Linked DNA regions of Homo sapiens: all the other regions are linked to region 2. The links are chromatin contacts, found by Hi-C or POLR2A ChIA-PET in ENCODE. All regions are on one chromosome and are shown on one strand. The core of a region is the stretch at or near the end of the contact, and the rest is flanking DNA. Distances in the headings are between cores, read along the strand shown. Region 1 overlaps MAML2 (mastermind like transcriptional coactivator 2). Region 2 has its middle 23 kb from the start of SESN3. Region 3 overlaps MAML2 (mastermind like transcriptional coactivator 2). Region 4 overlaps PIWIL4 (piwi like RNA-mediated gene silencing 4).

Region 1 (3,337 bases), core at 685-3,184, 930 kb after region 2:
TCTGCATTTTAACGAGACCTAGGATTTATTTACACCTTACAGTTTGAGGACCCCAAGTGTATAGAACCCACAAATTCTCCCATTCTGATAGACAGCATAGTTTACTTTCTTACTTTAATAAGCTGCATCACATACCTGCACACTAGAGGAAATTATACAGCAATAAAGCATAATTAGGTTTTGCTCCTAAATGAATTAAATATTAGCTTTTACAAATTGCCTATCAAATCACAGGAGAATCAAAGTACTTTTTTGAGTCCCTAGAAAGAACAGATACACAAAAGTGTACTATAAAAGTGGGATGAAGGCCGGGTGCAGTGGCTCACGCCTGTAATCCCAGCACTTTGGGAGGCCACGGTGGGCGGATCACCTGAGGTCGGGAGTTTGAGATCAGCCTGACCAACATGGAGAAACCTTGTCTCTACTAAAAATACAAAATTAGCCAAGCGTGGTGGTGCATGCCTATAATCCCAGCTACTCAGGAGGCTGAGACAGGAGAATCTCTTGAACCCGGGAGGTGGAGGTTGCGGTGAGCTGAGATTGTGCCATTGCACTCCAGCCTGGGCAACAAGAGTGAGAATCCGTCTCAAAAAAAAATGTGATGAAAAGAGGGGCAGATGCAATGATAATTATTTTGTGAATGTTGGCTACTATGTTAAGTAACTCACATGCATTTTATTTTCACAACTCCACTATGTAGGAAGTAGCATTATCCTCATTTTACAGATGAGAAACCGATAGAGAGAGCTTGAAATCACTTTCTCAAGGCTACATAGTAGGTGAGTGTTAGAGTGGCAGTTTGAACCCAATAGCCCCTGGCTTTAGAGCCGGGCCCCTTAACAACTATTAGCCAGTGTATCTCATAGAGAGAAGCTTTTTACACAGAGGCTACCATATGCACAAATATCACAAGCACAGTATGATTTGGTAAATGATACTGAATTCAAAGACACAAGTTTCACTCATTTTAAAATTGTGACTCAAACAAATGTGAATAGTGCCTAGAGGCTTCCTTGCTACTGAACTGTGGTCCATTTTTTGAACATTCCTGGTGCCCTGAGTAATGTACCTTTAACCTTATTTGAAATTCCCAGTATCTTCAGTGGGTGTCTGAGGGGTCTTTCTTACCTCTGTGAATCAAGTTGTCTCTGCACATTCATTTGGATACTTTCTCCCCATCTTTTTTAGAAGCTAAGTGTGATAGCTAAATGAGATAACATATAAAATGTGGCACATAGCAGATGATTAATAAAAGCCACTGTTATTCCAGATTGCTGGTTTTCTCAGACTTTCAAATTAACTCATTACCTAGATGCCAAAAGAAATATATTTGGTATTTTCTTGACACTTAGTAGGTATTCTAGAAATATTTTATTTTAAACAGATGAATGAATAAACAAAAGAATTGAGGTATAAACGTAGCTTCACTTAAGGAATCACTGCTGATCCTATCCCAGGTTGTCTTGGAAGTAAATGCTTGAACTCCCAGCATCATTTATCCAAAGTGAGTAAGAAGTTTTAAACAGGCCGGGTGCGGTGGCTCACGCCTGTAATGCCAGCACTTTGGGAGGCCGAGGGTGGTGGATCACAAGGTCAGAAGATGGAGACCATCTTGGCCAACATCTCTAGTAAAAATACAAAAATTAGCTGGGCATGGTGGCATGTGACTGGAACCCCAGCTACTCGGGAGGCTGAGGCAGGAGAATCGCTTGAACCAGGGAGGCAGAGGTTGCAGTGAGCCGAGATCGTGCCACTGCACTCCAGCCTGGCGACAGAGTGAAACTCTGTCTCAAAAAAAAAAAAAAAGTTTTAAATAACTGTCGTGTTTAGGAATGTCCACCTATTACTGTTCTTCTCCTCTGCTCTGATATTTTTCACTCCAGTCTATGGACTAAGCACTCCAGAAGAGGTGTCTGCTTCTGACTCCAGCACTGTGCATACTGATTCATTCGGCTGGCATTTGGCCTGGCCTTCATGTGGCAGAGGTATCTTTGGCCTATGGTTAAATGGAGTTGTCCCTCTGATGTTTCTGACTTGGCAATGAAATCTCAGTAACCAGAATCATCACTACAGCACCCTGCTATTTAATCTTTGCTGGAAAGTGATGAAAACAGACCTCACTTGTATGAGAACTCTTAGGTTTAGTGAAAGCAATGTGAGAAGTCGCCAAGTTTGTGCTTTGAAACAAGCACATGTTTGAAACCTTAGGTTTCTTTTTCTTAAGCTTTCCCAAGTTGGAAGCTTATAACACAGACATGAAAGTCTGATTTAAGCAGTTCCTATAACCTTTCTAATTTCAGATTTTAAAACTGCTTTTGCTTGAATAGAAAATGGAAAGCCAACACATCTCTCTCTACCCCCATCCTTCCCTGAATAACCTAGATACTTAAGCAATCCTTCCCTTCCCTGGGGCTGTGACTGTAGAGTATTATTTTATTGACTCATAATTAAGAACTTCTGATGAGAAAACCAGTCAACAGAGAAAAATGGCTTGGGGGTCCCACAAGCAAAGAGAAAGCCTGTATGTCCCTATTATGGCAAGTACAACAGGCAGGAATGAGGAGATCTTACAAAAGAAAATCTTTTTGAAAACGTTAAGTCCTTTAAAAAATGAACTTTATGTCCTTTTTGAGGAAGTCAGTTTTTTTTTTTCCTTTCCCATAATGTAATGAAAACGTGAGTGGTAGTTTGAGCTGCTGTAAGATTCAGGGAGTGTATGAGAGAGTGAAATTGTGTGTGGGAGGGGACTGACAATGGAAAGTTGGTGGTGAACACAGAGTGTGGGCAGAAGGAAAAAAGCACATGTGAAACATCTCTGAAAGGAAGTGTCACAGGAAAAACTTTTGAGGCAGCATTCTATGGGGCTGGTCAGAGCACCACCAAAGCTGCTGTGCATTTGTTCAACATTAAAAAAAAAATTCTGCTAAACAAATAAGCAAAAGATTTCAAATGTCCAAAGAGCCACTGAGGAGAAACCATTACTCTTTTAACTGAACAAATATTCCTGGAATTCAGTCACATCTTATTAGTAAAGAGAAGCTTCTAGCTCAATGCTAGAAACTGTTTTGTTTTTTTTTTTCTATATCTGGTTCCACTCATGGAAATGACCACCTCTGCACCCATTATTCACCGGCCATATCTAGTTTAATACAAGAGGTGATTTGCCTCTTGGTGCCTTGAGGTATGATTTGATGAGAGTTTGGTAATGCATATAAAATGGATTTCCATTATCCAATTATAGCCAATAGGACCTAATCTGACTTCTCTGAACAATTTTTTAAACAAGTAGCCATTTTGTATGGCACAAGTTTCGTGCTTATAATTTACTTCCTAGGAA
Region 2 (3,199 bases), core at 464-2,963:
GGGGACAAAAAGCCCCACAGTGAAAAAAGGCAATTACTGGGAAAATGAGAGAAGAATGCAAAGTATACAGAAGCAGCTATGTACGTTGTGAAATACAAGTCACCACACTATGTGTTGCTGCTGTCACAAAGATCAAGATAGAAAATGCAAATATTCACCTCCATGTCTGAGTAATCTTTGCCCCCCCCATTCTTTCATTCCTTTCCTCCAACATTTTAGTCTCCTAAGCCTTTTTTGAAGGATTCTTTGTCTCATTTAAAAATAAAGATGGGTAAGGGAGTACCTGAGCAAACCAGATGTGGCAGGCTCCGTGAAGTATATCCATGTTTTCCTGCTCTGCTTATGTAAAAATAACTGAGGGAAGCTGAAATATTTTGTATGTGTATTAAAAGTTAAAGGGAAGAAGGGTTTGGAGCAATGAATGAGATGAAAGACAAAGCTGTGCCAGGAAAGATGAAAGCCAAGCAAAGGGTGGTTAATCATCCCAGTCAGAGACAAACAAGAGAAATCTAGTGTGTCCTGAGAGCTAAGGAGCCCCGCTATCCACCATGGAAATGTCTCTGACATCTAAGTTACCGAGCTGGTTACTAAGCCTGCTATTTCTGATCTGTCAAAATCATTCCATTAAAACTTAAAATAAGCCTGCAACTGGATAAGCTTATCCCTTACAGAAGCCTTATGTAATAAATGCAAATGTGCATCTGAATTATTAGGCTTCTATTTTTTTCCCTCAAAGCTGCACTTAATCAGTAAAAGCTTGTGAAAGCCTAAAGATTTCTAAAATAAATGTGTATCTAAGAGCATCTCTAACATTGTCTTGAGAGCTACCAAGAGGTTTAGAAGAAAAGGCCTTGTGTGGAGAACAAGAATTGCTGGGTTCTGGCACTGGTTTAGCTACTTAATTTGCACTGGTTCTTGCAAATCACTTAGCCTCCCAAGGTTGAAAGAGTCTATGTCTGAGTGAAAAGAGTTCAGAAACTAGGATTAAAAACCATGGGTTTGAGGCCCAGCTTCATCATGTGCAAGCTATATGGCTGGCAATGGATTTAATATTTAGGGGTTTGTTTTCTTATCTATAGAGTGGGGGAAGTAATAGTACCTCATGCATGGGACAGCTGCAAAGAACATATGAGACATTGTATATAAAAAAGTTCTTTGCGCACTGTAAAGGGCAACAGACAAGTTGGCCTTTGTCACTACTTCCCCAGTTTACCTAAGGCTTACAGAATGCTGGGAAAATAAATGAGAGGTAATAAGGCATTTTTTATAGAAAGTCCTAAAAATTACTTCACAATTCTTTGCAGCAAGTGAAGACATAGTTTAATACTGATGGTAAAGGCAAATGAACTAATCAGAAGGCCAGCCCCATCTAGGAGATGTGTAAGACATCTTCCACCTACAGTCGAAGGCAAACGATAAGGTTTTTTTCTTATTCTCTTGTATTCTAGAGGCTGTTGGGGGTTGGGTGGCTTGGAAGAGAAAGTGCCACACAATAGCATTTGCTAGATTACGGCATGGGGGTTGGGAGGGCGCTATAATTTAAGAGGCATAAGATGACTGAAGTGATCACACAAAAAAGATATCTTCCAATTCCATTTGAGCTACAATCTGATTTCGCTGTTGAGTACAACGTCCCCTTCACAAGAATCAGAAGTCAGCATCAGGGCTGTGCTGCATAAGTTTTCCACCCAGCAACAGGATGATGTCAGCAGCCAGGGAGAACGACCAATCAGCAGGCAGAATGAATCAGAGCGTGCTGGGATTTTGCTCAACTGTCTCTTAGCAAAGCAAGCTGTGCTCTGAAGTGCAGGGGTTATTTGCACTTCCTCTGCACTTGAAGCTGAGGCTGAATGGCTCTTTAGCTGAAAAGGTACCAAGGAGTGTGCAAGCAGTTAAGATGATTTGCATCCAAGCAGCCAGTCTCATAAGTCATGAGTCATATTTGTTTTCCTGAAAGTATTTTTTTGGAATAAAAAATTCAGCATTAATAAAGATTCTAAAGTCTTGATTTATATGTTGTGTCTTATAATTGCTTGAAACCTGTTTTGTTTCATGCATAGTGATGCTGGGCAGCTCTTGGCACATGAGCTACAAGTAAAGTTCAATACTGCCTCTTAGGGAGTTTGAACTTGCCTCTGATGTTTCAAGTCTTCTCTCTAATGACAAGCAGCCTGGAAATCAACAGCTGTTTCATTTCTGGGGCAAAAGTGCTAATTCTCCAATTACACTAAAGTGTGTTTTGTGTGTGCTTTAAAAATAAGTCTAAGCTGGAAGGATATGATGTGACTTGTAGACATTGTCTCATGGGTGGGAGTGGAGAGGGCTTTGTAGCATTTCTGAAAACATGAAGTTATTTCCCAAAATTTTGTCAGTTTTTCTGATCTTAGTGGGCAGTGACAGCAGTATTGGAAAAGGGTGCAATCGAAGGGTTAAACCTACCTACCCGGCATTACCTATGACATATCCCAGGTCGATTAGACCTCCCAGGCAGGTTCCTCACTGGCATTATCTGAGGACAATTTCTGTGCTATCTAAGGCCAGAAAGCAGTTTTTCCTGTGAGTGGTGAAAACACATCTTTCCAAAAGAAAATATATATCTCAGAGAGGGAGTGATTTTTCATCTTGTCTTCTTTCAGAGTCCTTGGTAGGTCTCAGGAAGCACCATGTACTGCAATTTATTAGCCCAGACCTGCTGCAACCTATCCTTCTACAGTTTGCTTCTTGGCTGAATGCCTCGTTTTCCTCATTACTGAAATGAAAAAGGGTTTACAAAGCTAGCTAATTTGAGCTAATTAGGGACGGGCTATTCTGAAATATGAAGAAGGCTGGATTTGAGAATATTCCTTAAAGAAAAGCCGACATTACATTCAAAGGTTGGTAATATGCTGGAGGAGAGAGCACAGCTTCCAGAGTTTAGGCTTCCCAGCTTTTGAATCCCAGCTCTGTGCTTCCAGCCACCTCTCCATTCCACAGGTGCAAACTGGGGTAATGCTTAGCTCCAAGGACGGTTGTGAAGATAAACAATCTCTCACCACCAAGCACAGGCAAAACACATAGTAGCTACTCAATAATTCATAGACCCTCCACCCCCTTTAAACTGGAAATAAACAACTTGTTGGCTGATAGAAATCCCAGAGGGACCTGCTTTCACAAATACTGTAGGATTTGTAATTAGCATGTAAAAAGACTGCTTCCAGCC
Region 3 (3,578 bases), core at 841-3,340, 800 kb after region 2:
CTTTCTGGAAGAGATCTGAAAACAAGGAGGTCTTCTGTAGTGCCTTTATCTATAGAAACTTAAAATTAATTCATCCATCCATCTATCCAACCATCCATCCGTCCAATATTTATTTAGAATCTACAATGTGGTAAGAATTGTGGCAGATAAAACATATATTCAAGGTCCTTTCTCTCAATTAGTCCTCACATTCTATGGAAGGAAAAGAGGTATATATTGATCATTAGTAATACCAGTAATACTAATATCCAATATTTATTAAATACCAGATACTTTGTTAAACCCTTTACATTTAATCTTTAGTTTGACCCTTTCATTTAATCCTTAATAAGAATTCTGTGAAGTATGTATTATTCTACCTACTAATAATACTAATGTGTATTATTCTACACATTTTATAGACAATAAATTTGAGGCATGCAGAAGCTGCCTCAAGGTCACACCCCTAGCATGGCATCTGAGCTCAGGCAGTCTGATTCTAGATCTCATGCCCTCAACTAGTGTGTTATTTAGTGTGATGTGCAACTAAATAGAGGTTCACATCAAGGACTTCATTCAACAGTTTTCTATGCAGGGTCTTCTGCCTCCACTTTCCCATCTCCTCAAATGCCTGAAAGCCCACCAGTTAAAATTAATTTGCGTTAACAAGCAACCATTCAGGAGGCATCAGGAGAACCAGGGAGATAGGCAAAGAGCAGAAAAAGGGCAAACTTTACCTGGATTTAATTGTCTATCAGTTTTATGCCTCCCTGTCTCCAGAGATGGCTTAAACTACTCTCTGACCCAACTTGACCAGCTTCCTTGTCCAGTTCTGAAGGGCCTGGCTCACAATTAGGCAGAAGTGAGCATTGTGGCATTGTATGTCTTCAAGGATTCCGTTTAGAAACTAGACTATGAGATGAAATGAAACAATGCATGTAAAGTGACCACAACTGTACCTGTCATGTCTTAAACACTCTATAAGTCATAGCTATTATTATTCTTTCTTCCTGTATTGCTTGCAAAATGCTACAAACTATCAGAAAGTCAGACCTCTCAGTGGCTTTAGCACCTAGTATTATTTTCAGTCATATACATTCTTTGCATGTCTGTCAGGAACATATTTGTTAAGTGCTTGTTGGGTGAACCAAGGTAGTGACTACAGAAAGTACAGGGAGCCATATTAATCAATATCCATATGATACATTTAGGAACACATACTAGGAAATTTGAAAATGCATTAAGAACCCTTACCATGAGGCATCTACCACATGGAAATTGTCAGGTCTCCAGTTCTTACTCCCCAGAAAGGGGACTGTTTTGACTACAGAGAAAATTTGCTATTATTAATGCTTATCAAGCTAAGTTCATACAGAAATAAGTAAGAGAGTCAGGAGCCACTCTCCTCTTTGTCACACTCCTTGGACTTAACGACACCACTCTGCTTCTGCCCAGTTTTTAGTAAACATGGCCTTCACCATCAGCCAACCTTAGTTCCAAACACTTCTCAGGAGAAACCTTAATGATAGGCTGTGGTTCCTTTTTATCCACCAGAGCTGTCTTGTCTGATATCACATTGATGCCCTGTGTCAATGCCATTTGGATCTTTCCTGTGTATAGAGTCTTAGACCAATTTTCCATTTTGTGAGTTTCCTTCTGCTCCTAACAAAGAACAGAGAAATGCTCTCCACATTCTGCTTCCAGAGCTGCTCAAGTCTCTCTGAAGATTCAGTACCTAGTCTAGGTTTCTTTTGCTGGGGGTTAGATTCTGAAACATTGAGTTCCCTGGCTTCTTTGCCTAGAATGAAGCCTAGAGCCAGAAACGATCTAAGGCAAAGATCTCAGAAGAAGGTCCCACCTCAGGTGATGAGCCTTGCCTGGCCTGAAGTCTAGGGTGAGACTTAAGTGCTGGACTGTCAGCATAGCTTACATTTCACAGAACAAACCAGAACTCCATTCAGCACTCCACTTACTTCATCTGGCAAACATTATGAAGCAGGTACTGTACTAAGTTTGGGGAACAGAAAGTTGGCAAAGACAAGGTGTCTTCCCTTGAGAAATTCAAAGTCATTAATTGTTCATGTAACACAGAATACATTCATGAGTTCATTTTTTTAGAAAAAGGAATATTGATTCTCAAACTCTCATAGAGAAATGTTCACTACTTCCTCTAGCCTGGAGTCCTAAAATGTCTGACTCAATGAAGAAAAATGCCAACTGCCACTAGAGCCTACTCAAATGAAAACTCTGTAGCAGAATGATCTTGATTATCTCAGAAATCCCTGACAGAAATGGAAGCAATATAAATAAACACAAAAGAAAATAGAGGTACTGTAACACAACTATAAATTGCTCTTCTCCCCGACTTTCTTCCAATCATCCAGGGCAAAAGAAGGAAGTTGGTCTTTGTGGCAGAGAATAGACCAGCAGCTGTTCTCTATCCTGCCAAGAGGGGAGAGACTTATTATAAACAATAGCCAACAATATGTCCTTTGGGACGGGAAACTCAGCCAATTTGGAGGGGGCCAGTCTGGAAGAGAGAAGGAGGGTTAATGGGATGGGGGGGTGACCAACATAACAGAGGATGAATTAGGAGAAAACACTATCAAATTTTCCTGTGTACTTATGTTTCTATTACCTCATTAGGGTGATTACATAATGTGACTCCATTTATAAACTAAGAGGGAAGGAAGGGGCGACATTCTCCTTAGCGGTGGCTGATGTGAGACATTAACATACCAATAAGTCATGTGGGCAAACAGTTAACATGTTTGGGAACATCTTTCCTTTCTCTCTTCATCTGTTTGGTATTTTGTCTGCTCCTTCCCTCCTTTCAGCCATATATGTGTATCTGTGACTCAGAAATGGAAATGGAGCTGACAACTTGGGTGCCGCCATTTTGAGAGCTCTTCATGTAAGAAATATATGGAGTTTGTTTTACTGTTTTATATTCCATTGGGAGAAAAAAAAATGAACAATCTTACTTACATGTATTACTATGCATGGGTCCCTTGCCCATTCCTCTCTGCAAAATCCCCAGAGGAGTTCTTAGCCAGGTGCAGATTGGAATTTTAAAGGTTCTTATTTCTTAGGACATTTTTCTACATGTGGAGAAATGCCATTCTTTTCACAGACTAACTTGTCAGTGTCCTGATTCTAAGTAGTAACTCTAGACGGGGATATTTTAGGGGAATGCTGTTTATGGATATACTATTAATTTGTGCCTTAACTTTTTAAATAGCTCACTAGGACAGTAAAATTCACTGAGTGATATTTAACAAATGAGGAAAATGGGTTTCAAAAATGTGAAACAACCTGTTCTGATAGTTAGAGAAGGAGGCCAGACTGCGATCCTGTAACAACAGCAGTTATACAGAACATGACTGTAATAAACAATTTCTAAGGGAGGTTGGACAGTTTAAGGAGGGGTTCCTTTATCCATGGGTTCTTCCAATGAGGGAGCAGTGTGGGAGTGTGACGGTGTTAAGTAGGACCAATTCTATTTAAAAGGGTCCCTCAGAGAGAGAGAAAAAAAGAATTAACTATTTAGCCTGTATTTGTCTTACATATGGTTTTAATTTGATATACTTACCCTTTGT
Region 4 (3,227 bases), core at 605-3,104, 650 kb before region 2:
TTCTGTAGGGTGTGTTAGTTTTATTATGATGACCTAGAGTATTGATAATCAGCATTCTCTGAGATATTTAGATGCTTAAAGTAAAAGATAAAATGATACAGGCTGTTTGCCTGAGTCATTCATAATAAAGGCATAGATACTCAGAGCTGGAAGGGAACCTCAGAGATCTTTGAATCAGACACCATTCTCTGTGCACCGCAGAGAATCATGAGGTTAAAGGGACCTCCAAGGGCCACCAGTGCCTGGAAGACCTGGGATGACGCCCAGATGCTTCCACTCCCAGAAAGCACATGTATTCTGTTCGGATGTGCAGTGCCTGCATCTGTGTTTTAAGACTGAATAGCAAACTGTGTTAAACAGTTATAACAAAAGTTGGCCATCTTCACACTGTCTTTATTTAGCTGCTCTCTGAATAAATTTGTTCAATCCTTTCATGATCATTATTTTTCTCAGTGTCAACCTGTGTCTGCTGCTGACTGGTCCAAGGATATTCGAACTTGCAAGATTTTAAATGCACAGTCTTTGAATACCTGGTTGATTTTATGTAGCGACAGAACTGAATATGTTGCCGAGAGCTTTCTGAACTGCTTGAGAAGAGTTGCAGGTTCCATGGGATTTAATGTGGACTACCCCAAAATGTGAGAATACATTGAATTTTGTTCATATATTAATTTGGTTTGGTTAGAAGGTAGGGAATAATGGCAGATGTATCAACAAAAGCTTCTTTATCCCAGTAGTTTCCTAATGTAAAGTGCCAAGAAAGTAGTCATAAGTAGATAGATTTTGTAATGACTAAACTTTTATAAAGTTAGAATATATTTTATGTTGGCCTTTGTAAAACTTGTACCCAGTTCTTAAGCAGTAGTGTCATTACCTGAAAATCTTTCCAGTACCAGTTGGGATATAAATCTTTAATAAGTCCATATATTGTCTTCTCAACTGTTTTTCCTTCTTTCAGATCAGTTTTTCATATCAGTTATTTACTTAATAGGAAATGGATATTAAAAAACAGAAGTTGCATGTCCTGACTTTTACTTGATTTTATGCTTTAAAATTTAATATGAAAATAGATCTCAAATAAGCTTTTCTGATTCTGTTACTGTAGCATACTATTAGTCATTCAGAGAGTTTTCTGATAAGACTAAGGTCAACCATTTATTCTTAGAATGTTTATTGAGTACTAATATGTGTAGATACTATGCCAGTTGCTGGGAATGAGAAAGATAAATAAATAGTTTTTCATTGAGTAAGAGATACATATACAATCACACTGAAAATAAATACTGTTTTGCTTTAGAAAAGCCATAAAGTTGGTCATGCCTCATTTTACTGAAACTGATATGCTTAGAAAAGAGGAACAGATACTTTTCTTTGTTATAATGGAGTTATTCTTTAAACACATAGTTACTAATTAATTGCATCAGCAGCACAAGTATTAATCCCAAAGTCTCATTTAACACCATTGTTTAGAACTCTCCTCTTATCAAATCTGTTAATAAATAGCCTGGATTGAGTTTCACCCGCTCTACTTTCTCTAAACCCATGAGCTAATAAAGCAGGAAATGATTATGAAAGAAGCCACAGTCCGCAGATCCTGGGCTGACATCACAGGCTCTTTCTCATGTGAATTCTGGAACAAGCCCATTGCTATGTTCTGTCCTTGGCCTGTTTTATTTGAAAGCTCGTATTTTATTTCAACCTTCTTTTTTCCATGAAGTATCCATTTACCTGTTAGATTTATATGCATAGCTTCTGTCTTCTAAAACATTCACCTGATGATTTTAGGAGTGGACTGTAAGTGCAGCAGAGTCAGAGTGCGAGAGTTTGAATTGGATGAGTCAGGACCATCTAGTTGCTGAGACGGTTCGGCCAGCCAGTCACATAGGTCTGTTAGTATCTGCAGTCATGGGGTTGATGGTCCTGTCACCTGCTGGGCGAGTTTTAAAAAGCCGCTGGGCATTGGGACAGTTCACTTATATACACATAAAAGAGGCTGATTCTACATAAAGAAACTAGTTTTACAAATTCCTATGTGTGTGAGAATTACTTTTGGAGCTGCTGGCCCCTAACATAATGTAAGCACAGAACAGATAATTGTTAAGTACTTGTGCGCTGATTAAGGCTAGACATTCCAGGCTCCAGACAAGCAACCACTAAGGAAAATAAAGATATTTTTGTCTAAATCATGCAAATTAGCTGAATATCTTGGTCTCATTAACCTGATGTTTTCTGAAACATTCATTTTTAGATTCCTATAGCAATTCACTCTTACAGAAATCTTAATCCTGGTTGAGCTTGAACACTCTTTCAGACATTTGATACTGTGAGACTTGGGATTTCAAAAGTTCACTTTCAACCCCATTTTGAACAACAGAATTATTGATTATAGGGATTCTGGACAATTGAGAAGATCTGATTTTCTACCAAACCATTTTTTACACTGTAAAAATTATTGCGAAATGTTTTTGTCATATTTTGTAGTTTAAGAAACAATTTTAGACTCAAAAGGTTATTTTCTCTAATAATTTTTCCTAAAACTACTAGTTTGTTATGAAAATTTATTTGTATTATTTCTAATGCCATATAAGTATGTGCTACTAAGAAGGAAGTTACATAGCTTCAAAATTAATCTTTTTATGTAGCATAAAAGTACAAGAAAATCCAGCTGCATTTGTTAGAGCTATACAGCAATATGTTGATCCTGATGTTCAGCTGGTAAGTACAGGATACTTTTTGAACTCCTTTAATCTATAATTTTAGTTCTGCTTTATATCTACAGTCTGAACATACCCTCCCATGATATATTTGCAAATTGCCATGCATTTCTCCAAAGCACCGAAGAAAATATTAATCTTAGTATTTTAATCAATATTTTATTTCCTTTCCACATTTCTAATATTAATTTTAAAATACAGTACTTCTTGTTACCCCTATAACAGCCATTGGTGTCTGCATATTTTGCAACTCATTGGGGTCATCTTTTCCTTAAGATTTAAGATAAACTGACTCCCACCTCATCACATAAATGTTGGTATCCAGTGTTCCCTATATTTCAGGGGATTCTTGGAGGGTTAGGTTTTTCCAAGTGACCTATGGCCCCAAATTCCTGCTTCCTGTGAATTCTTGCCACCTTCTGTGCATTTCAGAGAGGACCACTTCCTCCGGTGCTGCATCACCTGGTGGGACATCCACAGTTGCCTCATTTCCCAAAGGGCATGTGTGTGTAG

Evidence for each region. Hi-C counts contacts between places; a loop is a spot of excess contacts on that map. ChIA-PET counts read pairs that join two places held with the same protein, here RNA polymerase II (POLR2A). Pooled maps may share reads with other maps.
Region 1: a loop to region 2 is called in a map with no recorded cell type, with 9 times the contacts of the local background. The contact joins two enhancer-like sites. A Hi-C loop is called at or near these places in 5 of 37 single-sample maps with no recorded cell type and 2 of 50 pooled maps.
Region 3: a loop to region 2 is called in a map with no recorded cell type, with 2.8 times the contacts of the local background. The contact joins two enhancer-like sites. A Hi-C loop is called at or near these places in 1 of 37 single-sample maps with no recorded cell type and 2 of 50 pooled maps. POLR2A ChIA-PET finds 5 or more read pairs at or near these places in 3 of 52 experiments (GM12878, OCI-LY7 and endothelial cell of umbilical vein).
Region 4: a pooled map shows a loop between it and region 2 (2.9-fold over the local background). The contact joins two enhancer-like sites. A Hi-C loop is called at or near these places in 3 of 37 single-sample maps with no recorded cell type and 4 of 50 pooled maps.

Annotation. Positions count from the first base shown.
Region 1 is chr11:96,186,002-96,189,338 of GRCh38, forward strand. The region is part of intron 1 of MAML2 (mastermind like transcriptional coactivator 2); the gene reads right to left. Among named protein-coding and RNA genes, the nearest start is that of MIR1260B, 150 kb to the right of the region's middle. RefSeq lists an enhancer at 1,859-1,918. Within about 2 kb of position 1,935, at least 12 of the 41 ENCODE cell types and tissues checked have a DNase peak (open chromatin) inside an H3K27ac peak, as active enhancers do.
Region 2 is chr11:95,252,743-95,255,941 of GRCh38, forward strand. No RefSeq gene overlaps it. Among named protein-coding and RNA genes, the nearest start is that of SESN3, 23 kb to the left of the region's middle. RefSeq lists an enhancer at 1,357-1,746. Within about 2 kb of position 1,714, at least 25 of the 41 ENCODE cell types and tissues checked have a DNase peak (open chromatin) inside an H3K27ac peak, as active enhancers do; they include GM12878, where a contact is called at or near this core.
Region 3 is chr11:96,051,086-96,054,663 of GRCh38, forward strand. The region is part of intron 2 of MAML2 (mastermind like transcriptional coactivator 2); the gene reads right to left. Among named protein-coding and RNA genes, the nearest start is that of MTMR2, 130 kb to the left of the region's middle. Within about 2 kb of position 2,091, at least 2 of the 41 ENCODE cell types and tissues checked have a DNase peak (open chromatin) inside an H3K27ac peak, as active enhancers do; they include GM12878, where a contact is called at or near this core.
Region 4 is chr11:94,601,342-94,604,568 of GRCh38, forward strand. PIWIL4 (piwi like RNA-mediated gene silencing 4) reads left to right here. Exons shown (of 20, transcript NM_152431.3): 12 at 454-638; 13 at 2,643-2,715. All of the region lies in intron 4 of PIWIL4-AS1 (PIWIL4 antisense RNA 1), which reads right to left. Among named protein-coding and RNA genes, the nearest start is that of LINC02700, 35 kb to the right of the region's middle. RefSeq lists an enhancer at 1,566-1,785. Within about 2 kb of position 1,855, at least 11 of the 41 ENCODE cell types and tissues checked have a DNase peak (open chromatin) inside an H3K27ac peak, as active enhancers do.